2 separate regions of the Homo sapiens genome follow, and region 1 is linked to region 2. Evidence: read pairs that join two places in POLR2A ChIA-PET (ENCODE). Cell type or tissue: K562. All regions are shown on one strand.

Evidence for each region. Peaks named below come from ENCODE experiments on the same cell type or tissue, not always from the same donor. Only the 100,000 strongest peaks of a DNase experiment are listed, where the experiment ranks them.
Region 1: POLR2A ChIA-PET joins it to region 2 with 5 read pairs; 1 of 35 experiments calls an interaction of 5 or more read pairs at or near these places.

The regions. Positions count from the first base shown.
Region 1 is chr22:38,833,763-38,841,762 of GRCh38, reverse strand. All of the region lies in intron 1 of NPTXR (neuronal pentraxin receptor), which reads left to right. Among named protein-coding and RNA genes, the nearest start is that of NPTXR, 6.3 kb to the left of the region's middle. In K562, no CTCF peak of the experiment used is centred here; a DNase peak (open chromatin) is centred at 4,062.
Region 2 is chr22:39,327,087-39,335,086 of GRCh38, reverse strand. No RefSeq gene overlaps it. Among named protein-coding and RNA genes, the nearest start is that of RPL3, 11 kb to the right of the region's middle. RefSeq lists a silencer at 6,689-6,983. In K562, a CTCF peak has its summit at 3,710; a DNase peak (open chromatin) is centred at 3,720.

The DNA of each region.
Region 1 (8,000 bases), 490 kb after region 2:
TCACTGGGATATTAGGAGGATTAAGTACTTTATATGAAAGGCCAAGAATAGTGCCTGGCACACAGGTATGTTCAGTCAATTTGAGTGATGGCTATTTTTATCATTAAGCTATAATATTACTCATTTTTAAAATACAGCCAAAACTCAAAATAGGAACAAACAGGTTTTAGGCAACAGGTTTTAGTCATGTAAAAAACAATTTTTGACTTTCATTGAATAAACTTCCTCGTGCCTGCCATAGCCCCTGCCCCCACGCCCAGATGGCACAGGTGGCTCCTCCCACGTCTGGGGCTGGCAGGCTTGGACCTGCCTTGGACCTGTGCCCCCAGCACCTGCAGCATTTGGCAGGGTGGCCTCCCTTCCGGTTAGCCCGCTGAGGTTGGGGGGATCCTGGCAGCTGGAATTTGGCAACAGGTCAGCCTTCCAGGCTGGGGGAGCCCTGGCTTCCCCATGTATACCTTTTCCTCTTTTCTGAGTGCAGCAGCCACAGACAGAGAAGGGCGGGGCCCTGCTTGGCCACCAGGTCTGCTTTCTGAGCGTGGCAACAGCCACAGCTAGTCTTTTGGGGGCCTCTGGGAGGGGCTGGGGCTGGAGCTGGAGCACAGCAGACACAGGGTGAGACCACTTGGCTCAGCGGAGTCCCATGCACCCGTTAGCCACTGTCCAATCTCTCCCCTCTCTTCTCATTCAGTATCCTCAAAGTGCCCAGATTTTCAGGGTCTCCTTTCCCTCCCAGGATACACTGAAGGTGCTCTTGCTAATGTCCCCAAGATGATAAATGAGGACTTCTCAGTCCTTATCTTGGGGGAACCCTCTCTGACACCTGACCCTGCTGATCATCCCCTCTTGCAGGTCTCCATGCCCTGGGCTTCCAGCCGCCTCTCACAGCAGCCCTCCTCCTCCCTCTGTCTGCTGCCTCTGTCTCCTTGCAGGGTCCTCCTCCTTTAAGGCATGTGCCCGTCTTGGCCCTCACTTTCCCTGGGTACACTCAGCCATGCCCTGAGGCTTCCCACACCCATTCCACGGAGGGGCCCCAAACCAAACTCAGTGTCCAGCCCAGGTTTCCTTCCCAAGCTCCAGACCCATCAACACATCGGCCTCCTGAGCATCTCTCTCTGGTTGTCCCATCAGCCCCCTAACCACACTGTGTTTCAGCTTGAACCAGGTACCTCCATGTGCCCTGAGAAACCATCCTTGGCCCCTCCCTCTCCCCCCAGTTCTGATTGGCCTCATCTCTGTACACGCTTGCAGCAGCCTCCTCTCTGGTCTCATGACTCCAGGCACACCCTTCCCTCCATCCTCCTCCAGGCAGCCCCAAGGGTCTTCCTTAAGCCCACCATGGGGCTCTCCTAACTCCTCGGCCTGCTCCTAGGCTACCACTTTGGATCTGGCCCCCGCTCCTGACCCCTCTCTCAGTTCATTCCTGCCTCTGCCTGGATCACCCCCAGCACATTCCTGCTCCACATCTTAGAGTCTGCTCCAAGTACACCTCCTCTCAGGAGCCATCCCTGTTCACACTCTGTCCCCTTCCTATCCCCACCTGGGCTTCCATAATCATCACACTTCCCTGCTGGTCCCCACCAGGCACATCCCTGCATCACCACCCCTCCTACAAAAGGGAAGGGAAGGTCTGATTGGCCTGTCCTCTCCCCAAAGCCTCAAGTGGGAGCCACATTTAAGGGCTTAGGGGAAAGTGTCTTCTTTTCCATTTTTATTTGTGTTGTTATTGTTGTTCATTGAAATAAATCAAAAGGTTTTGGGGAAAATGCTGCATTCAATTGCGTCATTTTCTCCCTTTTTGCAACCCTCTTTCAGTCCTTATCCATATGCAGCCATTGTTTGAGAGCTGCTGTGTAATTACCATTTTAATGATGCCATAATATCCTGGGATTCATCTGCAGCTCCCCATCCATCAGTCACTTGACTGGCTCCTGTTACTGGAGATGTAGGTTGTTTCTAATTATTTTTCTTCCAGATGTTCATTGCAGGATCCATTTCATACAGAGAGCTGTTTGTTTGTTTGTTTTTAAGTCTGTTGATTTTTTTAGGCTGAATTCCCAGGAGTGGTATTACTGGGTACTGGGTCAGAGGATATTGACTTTTTTTTTTTTTCTTTTTGAGACAAAGTCTAGCTCTGTCGCCCAGGCTGGAGTGCAGTGGCGCAATCTTGGCTCATTGCAACCTCCGCCTTCTAGGTTCAAGCGATTCTCCTGCCTCAGCCTCCTGAGTAGCTGGGACTACAGGCATGTGCCACCACGCCCAGCTAATTCTTGTTTTTTAAATAGAGATGGGGTTTTACCTTGTTGGTCAGGCTGGTCTCAAACTCCTGACCTCAGGTGATCCGCCCACCTCAGCCTCCCAAAGTGCTGGGATTACAGGCGTGAGCCACTGTGCCTGGCCAATATTGACTTTTTATGGCTGAGGCCAGGAGCCACTTTCCAAGAGTTGGCCCAATGATGCGGCTACAGGCCATGCATGTGTGTTCCCCTGTTCCATTTTTGTGCTAATTTAATGTATGTATACAACGGAACTTCAAGATTAATTTCAACAGCATTTCTTTGGCATAAACCACATCCTTAACCCAGCCCAGCAAGCTGATTGCCTCCTCCCATCCTGGAGTGGGAGCCAAATAACCATTATAGCGAACACTTACTGAGCACTTACTATGCGGCAGGCACAGTGCATTATCTTATTTAATCCTTGTAAAATCTCTGTGAGGGAGGTACAAAGAAACCAAGGTTCAGAGAGGTTAAGGAACTGGCCCCAAGGCAGCAGTGGAGCCCACTGTCTGGCTGTAGAGCCCTCGTTCTTCATCATCAACTCTAGACCCATCTGGAGGGGTCAGACGTCACCCACCTTTGGGAGCATGGAAAAGACAGGTGAGCTGGGCGCGGTGGCTCACACCTGTAATCCCAGCACTTTGGGAGGCCAAGGTGGGCAGATTATGAGGTCAGGAGATCGAGACCATCCTGGCTAACACGGTGAAACCCCGTCTCTACTAAAAATGCAAAAAATTAGCCAGGCATGGTGGCGGGCACCTGTAGTCCCAGCTACTCAGGAGGCTGAGGCAGGAGAATGACGTGAACCCGGGACGCGGAGCTTGCAGTGAGCCGAGATCTTGCCACTGCACTCCAGCCTGGGCGACAGAGCGAGACTCCATCTCAAAAAAAAAAAAAAAAAAAAAAAAAATAGCCAGGTGAGGGCGGTGCCTGTGCTAGTCACTGTCCTGGACCATTTCTGCCTCGGAGCCCAGAGTGAGAGGGGTGAAGGCCAGTCCTCAAGGCTTGTCCTGCTGACCGGCTAGATAGCCGAGAGACTTGCTGCAAGACCTTCACTGCTGCTGCTGCTGCTGATAATAACTAACACTTATTAGACACTTACTAGATACATATTAGCTTATTCAGTCTTCAGTCCTATGATAGAGGCTGAACGCATTCCCATCTTACAGATGAGCAAATAGAAGCTCAGAGACAGTGAAGGACACAGACCCAGGCAAATCCCTGCCCCGCCCCCCACCAGCTTCAGTTTTCCCCTCCATACAAAGAATGATATAGCAGGCCAGATACGCCCGAAACATGCTTCCAGCTCTAAAAAGTCTCTGAAATAGGTCAGGAGCGGTGGCTCACACCTGTAATCCCAGCACTTTGGGAGGCCAAGGCCAGCAGATCACTTGAGGTCAGGAGTTCAGGACCAGCCTGGCCAACATGGCAAAACCCTGTCTCTACTTAAAAATACAAAAATTAGCCAAGTATGGTGGCATGTGCCTGTGGTCCCAGCTGCTTGGGAAGCTGAGGCAGAAGAGTCACTTGAACCCAGGAGGCAGAGGTTGCAGTGAGCCAAGATTATGCCACTGCACTCCAGCCTGGGCAACAGAGCGAAACTCTGTCTCAAATAAAATAAAATAAAATAAAATAAAAAATAAAAATAAATAAGTCTCTGAAATAGAAAGGCTGGGAGGCACAGGCTTGGGTTCTTGCTTGTGACTTTAGACTAATCACTTTCCCTCTTGGTGCCTTGGTTTTCTTATCTGTAAAACAGGCGGGAGGAGGAGCTAAGTCCCAGTCCCCTTAGGCTCTACATTCTGAGTTCTTGGGCAGAAGGCTTCTAAATAGGGATTGTGTGGGGTGTAGGTGTGTTTATGGGGGTACATGTGTGTACCGCCCTCGAGCCCCTTCCACCCACTCCCAGAACTATGTTTCTCTGGGAAATCTGCAGATAAACAGCAGCTTCGAGGATCTCTTGGTGTCTTCTCTAAATTCCGTTGGTTGTCTTTGTTTTTCTCTGACTTTGCTGCCCATTCTAGAAGCTTCTGCCTAGTGGGCACTGGTTCCCCTGACCCTGCCTGTTTGGCAGTGAGGAGGGCTTGGGAGAAGGGAATGGCGGGGGGCTGTGGAATGTGGAGAGAGGGCTTCTGCTATTGGGCTTTGGTTGGAGGATGTGGACCCACAGTGTCCTCCCTCCCCCACAGTGCCCCCTCCAGCCCTGAGAAAGCTGCAGTGTGGAACATGTTCCTGGTACAGACTCCAGGGCCAGATCACCTGGGTGCAAATTCCAGCTCTGTCACTTGAGAGTTCTGTGACCTCAGGCAAGGTGCTTAACTTTCTCAGCCTCAGTTTCCTGTCTGAAATGGAGATTTGAAAGCCTGTGGGGGCTGGGCGCGGTGGCTCACGCCTGTAATCCCAGCACTTTGGGAAGCTGAGGTGGGCGTATCACGAGGTCAGGAGATCAAGATCATCCTGGCTAACACGGTGAAACCTCATCTCTACTAAAAATACAAAAAATTAGCCGGGCATGGTGGCGGGCACCTATAGTCCCAGCTACTCGGGAGGCTGAGGCAGGAGAATCGCTTGAACCTGGGAGGCTGAGGTTGCAGTGAGCTGAGATTGCACCACTGCACTACAGCCTGGGCGACAGAGCAAGACTCCATCTCAAAAAATAAATAAATAAAATAAAAAAGCCTGTGTGACTTGTTTGTTTTGAGGTTTATATTACATTCAAGATACGGAAGAGGTCACAGATCTCACTTAAACAGACACAAATCGTAAGTGGACAGCTCGATGAAAATTTGTGGATGGATACCCCTGTGAAAGCGCCAGCCAGATCAGGAATTGGAACACTTCCAGCACCCCCAGAAGGCTCCCTGGTGCCCCCAAAGACAGTAGCCTTCCAAAGGCAACGGCTATTCTGGCTCCTGTCACCGTAGTCAGTTTTGCCTGTGTTTGGACTTCGTACAAATGGACGCAGACAGCTGTGCACCCTTGCGTCTGGTGATCTTTCATTCAATGTCACGTCTGTGGCATCCAGGCTTATTGCGTGTACCCACGGAGGATTGCCGTTTTCATTGCCGTGTGGTGTTCCGTTGCGCGGACGAGCCTTAATTCATTTACCCGTTCTTCTGTGGATGGATCTGTGGGTTGTTTCTGATTTACAAATAAGGCTGCTGTAAACATTCTTGGGATATCTGTTGGCGGCTGTCAGCCCTCATTTCTCCCTGGATCGAGCCACAGGAGTGGGTTGCAAGAGGGGCATATATTTAGCGTCGGAAGGTACAGCCAAACATTTCCCCACAGTAGCTGAGAGAGTTTACAAGCCCGCCCGCGTGTAAACCTCGCCAAACTCGGTATGGTCATTTTAAAAACATTCCCGTTTCGGTGGGCGTGTAGTGCACTCACTGTGGTTTTAATTTGTATTGCTCTGATGATTCATGACGTTGAGCACCTTTTCTTATGTTTATTGGCCATTTTGTAAATCTTTGCCTGTAGGAGGTGGAATGAACTCAGAGGTCGGTGCTCCTCACAGAGTGAAGAAGGTGGGGTGCCGGGGCGGCGGGGGGGCGTCTCCCCAGGACAGTCTTGGGCACATCATCCCCGTGGAACTCTGGGGACAGGGATAGAAGCAACCAACCCAAGGTGGGAGCACTTATGTGCTTCCACAGCCCTTGTTTCACTCCAGGGGAAGCTGAGGCTCAGAGAGGCTGAGGGACCTGCCCACAGCCACAGAGGCTGAGTCAAGACCAAGCCAGGATTTCTCACTGAAGTGGGCTAGGGGTGGGGGACCTCCATCTGCTGAGGATTTTGGGGGCCCGGAAGGTGTGTGGGCAGGCAGGACCTCAGCAGAACTCCCAGCTGGGCTTCTGGAAGCAGCAGCCTGACAGGAGGGACTTTTGAAGGGAGGAGCAAGGGGCCTGGGGCCAGAGGGGTCTTTAGACACGGTCTGGGGTCTCGGACCCAGGAGGTACATGGCCAACCCCATCCCTGCTCCCTCTTCCTCATCCTCCTCCCCATTTGTCTTCTTTCCTTCAGCTCCAAAGTGGTACTAGGAGACCAGGATGATCAAAACCAACCTGTCCTTTGCCCACCACTCACCTGTTCCCCACCTGGGTAGGAGGAGGCGGAGCCACCTGCTGGGTCTGTCCCTGGAGAGGAAGGCAGGGTGGCAGTATGGGGTTTCTCTGAGAAGGCTTCCTGACCCCAAACTTCCACCTTGGCAAGAGCTGGTGGCCTGGCCATCCCAGAACAGCCTCTGCCTCACCGCCAGCTGGGAGCACCGCCAGCTGGGAGCACCGCCACCTGCGGAACCATGGGGCCATATTTGCCTTTGGGGCCACAGCACCTGGCACTTGGCAAGAGGCAGCAGGGGTGAGCTCACCCTCTGCACCAGGCCTGTCAAGGGCCTTACAATTGAATCCCACAAGAACTATGGTACTATTACTATCTCTGTTTTACAGATGAGGAAACTGAGGCTCAGAAAGTTTCAGAAGCTTGTCCAGCTCACTCAGCTGGCATTTCCACCCAGGCAGTCTGGCTCCAGGGCCTGCACCATGACACATTATGCTCTCCTGCCTCTCAATAACAGCAAAGAATAATAGTAATGTGACAACCACGTACTGCCTCTTATGGTTGACCACACTTCATATCTGTTCTTTCATTTTATCATTATTTATATCCCCAAATGTAGGTACTATTATTACACCCATTTTACAGATAAGGTAACTGAGGGCCAGAGGAGTTAAGCAGCTTGCCCAAGGTCGCAGATCTAGTAAGCAAGGAACTGAAAATGACGCTGGCCTGTCTAACGTGACAGTTCGTGTCTGCAACTACGACGCCATGTTGCTGCGGCACACATGGATGGATGGATGGATGGATGGATGGATGGATGGATGATGGATGGATGGATGGATGGATGAGTGCTCTGCAGCCCTGCCAGAGAAGCTCTCAGGGCCCTCTTCTCTCTCTATAGAGCATCTCAGTTCAGGCATCAGGGAAGCTGCCATCTGGAGGATGAGCAGGCAATGGGCAGAGGAGGGGTGGGGGCGGGAAGAATGTTCTTGGAGAAGGAACAGCATGTGTGGAGGCCTTAGGGTGAGAAGGAGTTTGGGGCAGTTGAGCAGCAGAGGACTTTCAGTGGGCGTGACCTATGTCCTGTCGGGGTAAGGGCTGAAGCCAGGAGGACAGGGACTTTATTGGCAGGGAGACGGGGCTGTGGAAGGATTTTAAGCAGGAGAGCAACATGGCTGGATTTGCCTCTGGCCGCTGTGTGGAGGGTGGGAGTGGAAGCTGTGGCACAGTCCAGCGGAGAGTAGCCAGGACTAGGGAGAAGGCTAGGAGCTGAGTGAAGCTCTGGGCGAGACGCAGGTTTAGATTCAAGCATTAGAGACACCACTTCATGAAGCTCTGGGTAAGAAGCAGGGTTAGATTCAACCACTAGAGATGCCACTTTAGGATTGTTTTCCTGTTTTTAAAAGAAAATCATGTCAAGTATTTCAGATGGGCAAAAAGGCATAAATACTACTACCCAGGCCCCTGCCCAGGCTCAAGAACCAAACGTTTCCAATCAGCTGATCCCCATCACAAGGTCAGGAGATGGAGACCATCCTGGCTAACACAGTGAAACCCCATCTCTACTAAAAATACAAAAAATTAGCTGGGTGAGGTGGCAGGCGCCTGTAGTCCCAGCTACTCGGGAGGCTGAGGCAGGAGAATGGCGTGAACCCCAGGGGG
Region 2 (8,000 bases):
GTCTCGCTTGGTCGCCCAGGCTGGAGTGCAGTGGTGTGATCTCGGCTCACTGCAAGCTCTGCCTCCCGGGTTCTGGCCATTCTCCTGCCTCAGCCTCCTGAGTAGCTGGGACTACAGGCGCCCGCCACCACTCCTGGCTAATTTTTCATATTTTTAGTAGAGATGGGGTTTCACTGTGTTAGCCGGGATGGTCTCGATCTCCTGACCTCGTGATCCGCCCACCTCGGCCTCCCAAAGTGCTGGGATTACAGGCGTCAGCCTCTGCACCCGGCCCATTCCTCTACTTTCTTAATAAACTTGCTTTCACCTTACTCTATGGACTCACCCTGAATTCTTTCTTGCGCAAGATCCAAGAACCCTCTCTTGGGGCCTGGATCTGGACCCCTTTCCCATAACAATACCACTGAGGCAGAAATTTAAAAATAAATATGCATTCATTCACTCTAAGAAAAGTAACAGGCAAGGCAAGGGTTAAAAGGAAAATAACAAGTTTTCCTCTGTCTAGCAAAGGAAAGTACAGCAAGCTCACTTCAAGGACAGTTATATGATAACACTGTTTGAGAAGTCAAGGCCAAAGGAGTGGGCTCCAGACACCTCCCCTCCAGAGCAAAGTTGAAGGAAAAAAAAGAGAGAAAGACAAATTATTTTACTGTTACTCCTTTCCCTGGTTTCTTAAGCATGATTATGTTTTACAAATGTCTGTATTTAGCCAGTTCTTGTTTTTCTTTCAATGCAGCTACAAAGCCACCGGCTATGTAAGACCATAAATTATGCTATGCTATAGATTATGTGACCTATCATATGATTAGCTGCTTTTGTTTTACTTTTGTAAGCCAGCTTATAAAAACCCCGCTCTGTCTTTGTTCTAGGCTCAGCTTTTTGGATGTGAGTCCACTGAGCTGGTGCGTACCTGAAATAAACAATCCTCCTGTACTCAGATCAAGACCATCCTGGCTAACACGGTGAAACCCCGTCTCTACTAAAAATACAAAAAATTAGCCGGGTGTGGTGGCGCTCGCCTGTAGTCCCAGCTACTCGGGAGGCTGAGGCAGGAGAATTGCTTGAACCCGGGAGGCAGAGGTTGCAGTGAGCCAAGATCGCGCCACTGCACTCCAGCCTAGTGACAGAGCGAGACTCCATCTCAAAAAAAAAAAAAAAAAATCCTCCTGTACTCTCATATCAGTCTCTCCGTTCCTCAGTTTACCACAACACCATCACACTGGTGATTAGGTTTCAATATATGAATTTTGGGGAACACAAACATTCAGATGATAGCAACAACATAGCAGGAGGTTCTGGGTGGATTAGAAACATGGGGCTGGGTGCAGCGGCTCACGCCTGTAATCTCATCACTTTGGGAGGTCGAGGAAGGCAGATCACCTGAGGTCAGGAGTTCAAGACCAGCCTGGCCAACATGGCGAAACCCCTTCTCTACTAAAAAATTACAAAAATTAGCTGGGTGTGGTGGCGTGCGCCTGTAATCCCAGCTATTCAGGAGGCTGAGGCTGGAGAATCTCTTGAACTGGGGAGAGGCAGAGGTTTCAGTGAGCTGAGATCATGCCACTGTACTACAACTTGGGAGATGGAACAAGACTCTGTCTCAAAAAAAAAAAAAGGAAGAAAAAGAAACATGGCCCATCAGAATTCTAAAAGGTAAATACGTGGAAGGAGTCTCAGGCCATCTTTTTTTTTTTTTTTTTGAGACAGAGTCTCACTCTGTCACCCAGGCTGGAGTGCAGTGGCACGATCTCGGCTCACTGCAAGCTCTGCCCCCCGGGTTCATGCCATTCTCCTGCCTCAGCCTCCTGAGTAGCTGGGACTACAGGTGCCCACCACCACGCCCGGCTAATTTTTTTGTATTTTTAGTAGAGACGGGGTTTCACCGTGTTAGCCAGGATGGTCTCGATCTCCTCACCTCGTGATCCCCCCACCTCGGCCTCCCAAAGTCCTGGGATTACAGGCGTGAGCCACTGCCCCCGGCCCGAGATGGTGAATTTAATTGATAAATGTGTGTGTTCTGACTCTTCTATTGACTCACCATTTCTCTGTCTCTTTCCCTCTCTAGGGCAGCCCTATTTTTTGAGATACAACAGTACTGAAATTAGGCCAGCTGATAACTGCTCAATGGCCTCTAAGTGTTCAAGTGAAAGGAAGAGTCCTGTCTCTCAGTTTCAATCAAAAACTAGCAATGATTAAGCTTAGTGAGGAAGGCATGCCAACAGCCGAGACAGGCTGGATTTAGGCCAGTTAATAACCCTACAATGGCCTCTCAGTGTTCAAGTGAAAGGAAGTGTCACATGTCTCTTGCTTTAAATCAAAAGCTGGAAATGATTAGGCTTAATGAGGAAGGCATGTCAAAAACTGAGATACGCTGAAAACTAGGCCTCTTCCACTATGCAGTTAGCCAAGTTGTGAATGCAAAGGAAAAGCTTTCAAAGGAAATTAAAAGTGCCACTCTAATGAGTACATGAATGATAAGAAAGTGAAACAGGCTTATTGCTGATATGGAGAAAGTTGGGTCTGGATAGAAGATCAAACCAGCCACAACATTCTCTTAAACCAAAGACTAGGCCAGGCGTGGTGGCTCACACCTCTAATCCCAGCACTTTGGGAGGCCGAGACGGGAGGATCACCTGAGGTCAGGAGTTTGAGACCAGCCTGGCCAACATGGCAAAACCCCATCTCTACTAAAAATACAAAAAATTAGCCAGGTGTAGTGGTAGGTGCCTGTAATCCCAGCTACTCGGGAGGCTGAGGCAGGAGAATTGCTTGAACCCGGGAGGCAGAGGTTGTAGCGAGTCATTGCACTCCAGCCTGGGTGACAGAGCGAGACTCTGTCTCAAAAAAAAAAAAAAGACAAAGACTAACCCAGCGCAAGGCCCTAGACCCTAGCTCTCTTTAATTCTATGAAGGCTGAGAGAGATGAGGAAGCTGCAGAAGAAAAGCAGAAGCTAGCAGAAGTTGGTTCATGAAGTTTAAGGAAAGAAACTGTCTCCATAACATAAAAGTGCAAGGTGAAGCAGCAGGTGCTCATGGAGAAGCCACAGCAAGTTATCCAGTTCTAGTTAAGATCGTTGATGAAGGTGGCTACATTAAACAGTAGAGTTTCAATGTAGATGAAACAGCTTTATATCAAAAGAAAATGCCAGGAAGTCTTTCATAGCTAGAGAGGAGAAATCAATTCCTGGCTTCAAAGTTTCAAATGACAGGCTAACTCTCTTGTCAGGAGTTGGTATAGCTGGTGAGTTTAAGTTGAAGCCAACTGCTCATTGATAATTCTGAAAATCTGAAGGCCCTTAAGAATTATGCTACGTCTACTCTGCCTGTGCTCTGTAAGCGGAACACCAAAGCCTGGATGACAGCACATCTGTTTTTCTTTCAAAATATTACTGCTCGTTGACAATACACCTGGATACCCACGAGCTCTGATGGTGATGAATGTGGTTTTCTTTTTTTTTTCTTTTGTTTTTGAGATGGAATCTGGCTCTGTCCCCCAGTCTGCAGTGCAATGATGCAATCTTGGCTCGCTGCAACCTCTGTCTCCCGGGTTCAAGCAATTCTCCTGCTTCAGCCTCCCAAGTAGCTGGGACTACAGGCACGTGTAATCCCAGCACTTTGGGAGGCCGAGGCGGGTGGATCACTTGAGGTCAGGAGTTCGAGACCAAGCTGGCCAGCATGGAGAATCCCAGCTACCCTGAATCTGTTCTCCACCCGGCAGCTAGGGGGCTCTTACACCACAGATTAAATCGCTTTATTCCACTGATTAAAATCCACCAGTACTAGGGGCCTAGAGGGACATTGAGCTGGGTCTCGGCATGTTCCTCCATCTGCAGTTCCTTCCTCCACTGAACTCTTGTTTGTTTGTTTGTTTGTTTTAAGACAGTCTCGCTCTGTCACCTAGGCTGGAGTGCAGTGGCACGATCTCAGCTCACTGCAACCTCTACTTCCCAGGTTTGAGCGATTCTCATATTTCAGCCACCCCCATTCGCAGGTTGTAGGTGGACATATCTTTTTTTTTTTTGAGACAGGGTCTTGCTCTGCCTTAGGCTAGAGTGCAGTGGTGCCATCTTGGCTCACTGCAGCCTTGAACTCCTGGGCTCAAGTGATCCTCTCTCCTCAGCCTCCTGAGTAGCTGAGACTACAGGTATGTAGCACCATGACCAGCTAATTTTTAAAAAATAGAGATGAGGTCTTGCTATGTTCCTCAGGCTGGTCTCAAACTTCTGGGCTCAAGTGATCCTCCCACCTCAGCCTCCTAAAGTGTTGAGATTACAGGCATGAGCCACTATGCCTGGCCTTCCACATACATTTTAGAATCAATGTATGAGTCACCCCATCCCCCCACCTCTTGCCCAAATCCCTTGGGATTCTGGTTGAAATCCTAATGATTTTAAAGATTACTATGGAGATGACTGACTATTTTATTTTATTTTATTATTTTATTTTTGAGATGGAGTTTCACTCTTGTTGCCCAGGCTGGAGTTCAGTGGCACAATCTCGGTTCACTGCAACCTCTGCCTCCTGGGTTCAAATGATTCCCCTGCCTTAGCCTCCCGAGTAGCTGGGATTACAGGTGCCCACCACCACACCCAGCTAATTTTTGCATTTTTAATAAAGACAGGGTTTCACCATGTTGGCCAGGCTGATCTCGAACTCCTGACCTCAGGTGATCCACCCACCTCAGGCTCCCAAAGTGGTAGGATTACAGGCGTGAGCCACCGCACCTGGCCACAACTGACATTTTATTTTTATTTTATTTATTTATTTATTTATTTATTTATTTATTTATTTATTTTTGACACAGAGTCTCACTCTGTCGCCCAGGCTGGAGTGCAGTGGTGCGATCTCAGCTCACTGAACCTCCGGGTTCAAGCAATTCTCCTGCCTCAGCCACCTGAGTAGCTGGGATTACAGGCGTGTGCCACCATGCCTGGCTAATTTTTGTGTTTTCAGTAGAGATGGGGTTTCACCATGTTGGTCAGGCTGGTCTCGAATTCCTGACCTCAGGTGATCTGCCGCCTTGGCCTCCCAAAGTGCTGGGATTACAGGCGTGAGCCACCATGCCTAGCCTATTTATTTACTTTTTTGAGACAGAGTCTCACCTTGTTGGCCAGGCTGGAGTGCAGTGGCATAATCTCGGCTCACTGCAACCTCCACCTCCCGGGCTCAAGCAATTCTCCTGCCTCAGCCTCCCGAGTAGCTGGGATTACAGGCGTGTGGCACCACACCTGGCTAATTTTTATATTTTTAGTAGAGACGGGGTTTTGCCTTGTTGGCCAGGCTGGTCTCAAACTCCTGACCTCAGGTGATCCGCCTACCTTGGCCTCCCAAAGTCCTGGGATTACAGGTGTGAGCCACTGCGCCTGGCCACAACTGACATTTTAAAGACATGTCAGGCCATCCATGAACTGGTGATGTCTCTCCATTTATTCAGGACTTCTTTTATGTCCTTTAATAGAAAAGAGGTGGCGGGGTGTGGTGGCTCACGCCTGTAATCCCAGCACTTTGGGAGGCCGAGGTGGGCGGATCACCTGAGGTCGAGAGGTGGAGACCAGCCTGACCAACATGGAGAAACCCCGTCTCTACTAAAAATACAAAAATTAGCTGGGTGTGGTGGTGCATGCCTGTAATTCCAGCTACTTGGGAGGCTGAGGCAGGAGAATCGCTTGAACCCAGGAGGCAGATGTTGTGGTGAGCTGAGATTGCGCCATTGCACTCCAGCCTGGGTGACAAAAGTGAAACTCCATCTCAAAAAAAAAAAAAAAAAAAGGAAGAAGGTTTTGTGCACTATTTGTTCGAGTAATTAGAGGGGGAAGAGCATGCTACAATTCATAAACGACACCTTTTTATAGATCCCCTCTCCTCAGAGTCCTATTATCTATATTTTGCAGGAAAGGGAACTGAGGCTGAGAAGGGTAAAGGAACCTCCGCAAGGATACACAGTAGTGACAGGGCTGAGACTAGGTCCCCCAGCCCAGCCCCTGGTATGCATGTGTCTTGCATACTGGGAACCACCCACCAGCCCAGTAAAGGCCTAAGTGGACAGATCTGTCGCCATTCTATCTCCCCCTGACAAAGCTAGGCAGGGAACATACCGGGGGCCGGCCCACAGTTAATCGCTTTATTTTAAGCTCTGCATGAAGAGAGACACGGCACAGATATACAGAAAAATGATGAGGAGACAGGTCGTCTTGAGCTGCTGTGCGAGGGCCTGCTTGGATGAAGATTTCAAGGCCACCTTGCTTGTCCTACTGCTCCAGAACCTGGTGCTAAGAGATATGTTGGTGGCCCCATAGCCACAGCCTTCTTCTCCCTCGCTGGCATCCTTGACCCCAACCACTATGCACAGGCTCATGGAGGCTGGTGAGAGCCTACTCATGGTGGCCAGGTCAGGTCCGGGGAAGTGCTGGCTGAAAGGGATGGTGGTCGCTGGGAGGATAGTGGTGACTGCATCCAGGTCTGTGGAGGCTGCCCGGCACAGCCTGGCCCTCTCCAGGGGTTGAAGGCCACAGCCCCGCATGGCCTAGGCCACCCGTCCCATGGCCACCCACAGCCTGTCCAGGCAGCAGGCCAGCAGGGACATGGCCATGTGCTATAGCACGGCCTGCAGCAGCAGCTCCAACACCTTGCTGTTATCGTGGCGGAAGCCCACCAGGCTGTAGTAGGCCCAATGGGCCATGGAGAACACGGCTAGGCCGGCCTCCCACCACAGGTGTTGCAGGAGTCGTGAGATGCAGCGGCAGGCTCCATGGATCAGGGTGATGAACAGCTGTAGGTTCCAGATCCGCACAACAGTCAGCTGCTGCCACAAGGCCCGCTGGCCAGCCAGCATCACCTCCATGCACAGTCTCCAGGACAGGATGAGGATGAGACCTCCACCCACTGGCAGGCTGCTGCACCACAGGATGCAGGCGCCCAGCATGGAGACCGAGAGCCAGTGGGAGGCTGGATTTGCCATCTCCGCCTGCAGCCCCAGCAGGGATGCACAGAAGTTCACCAGGCCTAGGCCACACAGCAGCAGGAACGGAAGCAGGATCTGCCAGACCTCCCTGCCCAGCCAGCTCCCATTCTGTGGGGCATTTCCCCCACAGCTCCTCGTGGAGAAGCACAGCAAGGGGCCTTCACGACCCAAAGGCTGTGTACCCAGGCTCCTGCCCCAGGGACATGAGGCTGCACTCACGCCCCAAGCTCATATTAGCTGACCCTCTGGACCAAACATCCTGTCACCTGGGCAGGGTAGTTTTGCAGTGATCAATGACAGCACAAAAGATCAGGATATGAACTTATGTCAAAGAGAGGGCATAATTGCTTTGTCCATAATGGGCAATGCAGGCAGCCATTGAGAATGCAGCTGTAGGCTGGGCACAGTGGCTCATGCCTGTAATCCTAGCACTTTGGGAGGCAGAGGCGGGCGGATCACCTGATATCAGGAGTTTGAGACTAGTCTGGCCAACATGGCAAAACCCCATCTCTACTAAAAGTACAAAAATTAGTCAAGCGTGCTGGCGGGTGTCTGTAATCCCAGCTACTCAGGAGGCTGAGACAGGAGAATCGCTTGAATCTGGGAGGTGGAGGTTGCAGTGAGCTGAGATTGCGCCATTGCACTCCAGCCTGGGCAACAAGAGCAAAACTCTATCTCAAAAAATAATAATAAGTCAGGCGCAGTGGCTCACACCTGTAATCTCAGCACTTTGGGAGGCCGAGGCGGGTGGATCACTTGAGGTCAGGAGTTCGAGACCAGCCTATCCAACATAGCAAAACCCAGTCTCTACTAAAAATACAAAAATTAGCTGGACGTGGTGGTGGGCACCTGTAATCCCAGCTACTCGGGAGGCTGAGGCAGGAGAATCACTTGCAAACGGGAGGCGGAGGTTGCAGTGAGCTGAGATTGTGCCATTGCACTCCAGCCTGGGCAACAAGAGCAAAACTCTGTCTCAAAAATAAAGAAAGAAAGAAAATGCAGCTGTAATGTCCTCGTTTGGGTCCACTATTTTCATGCC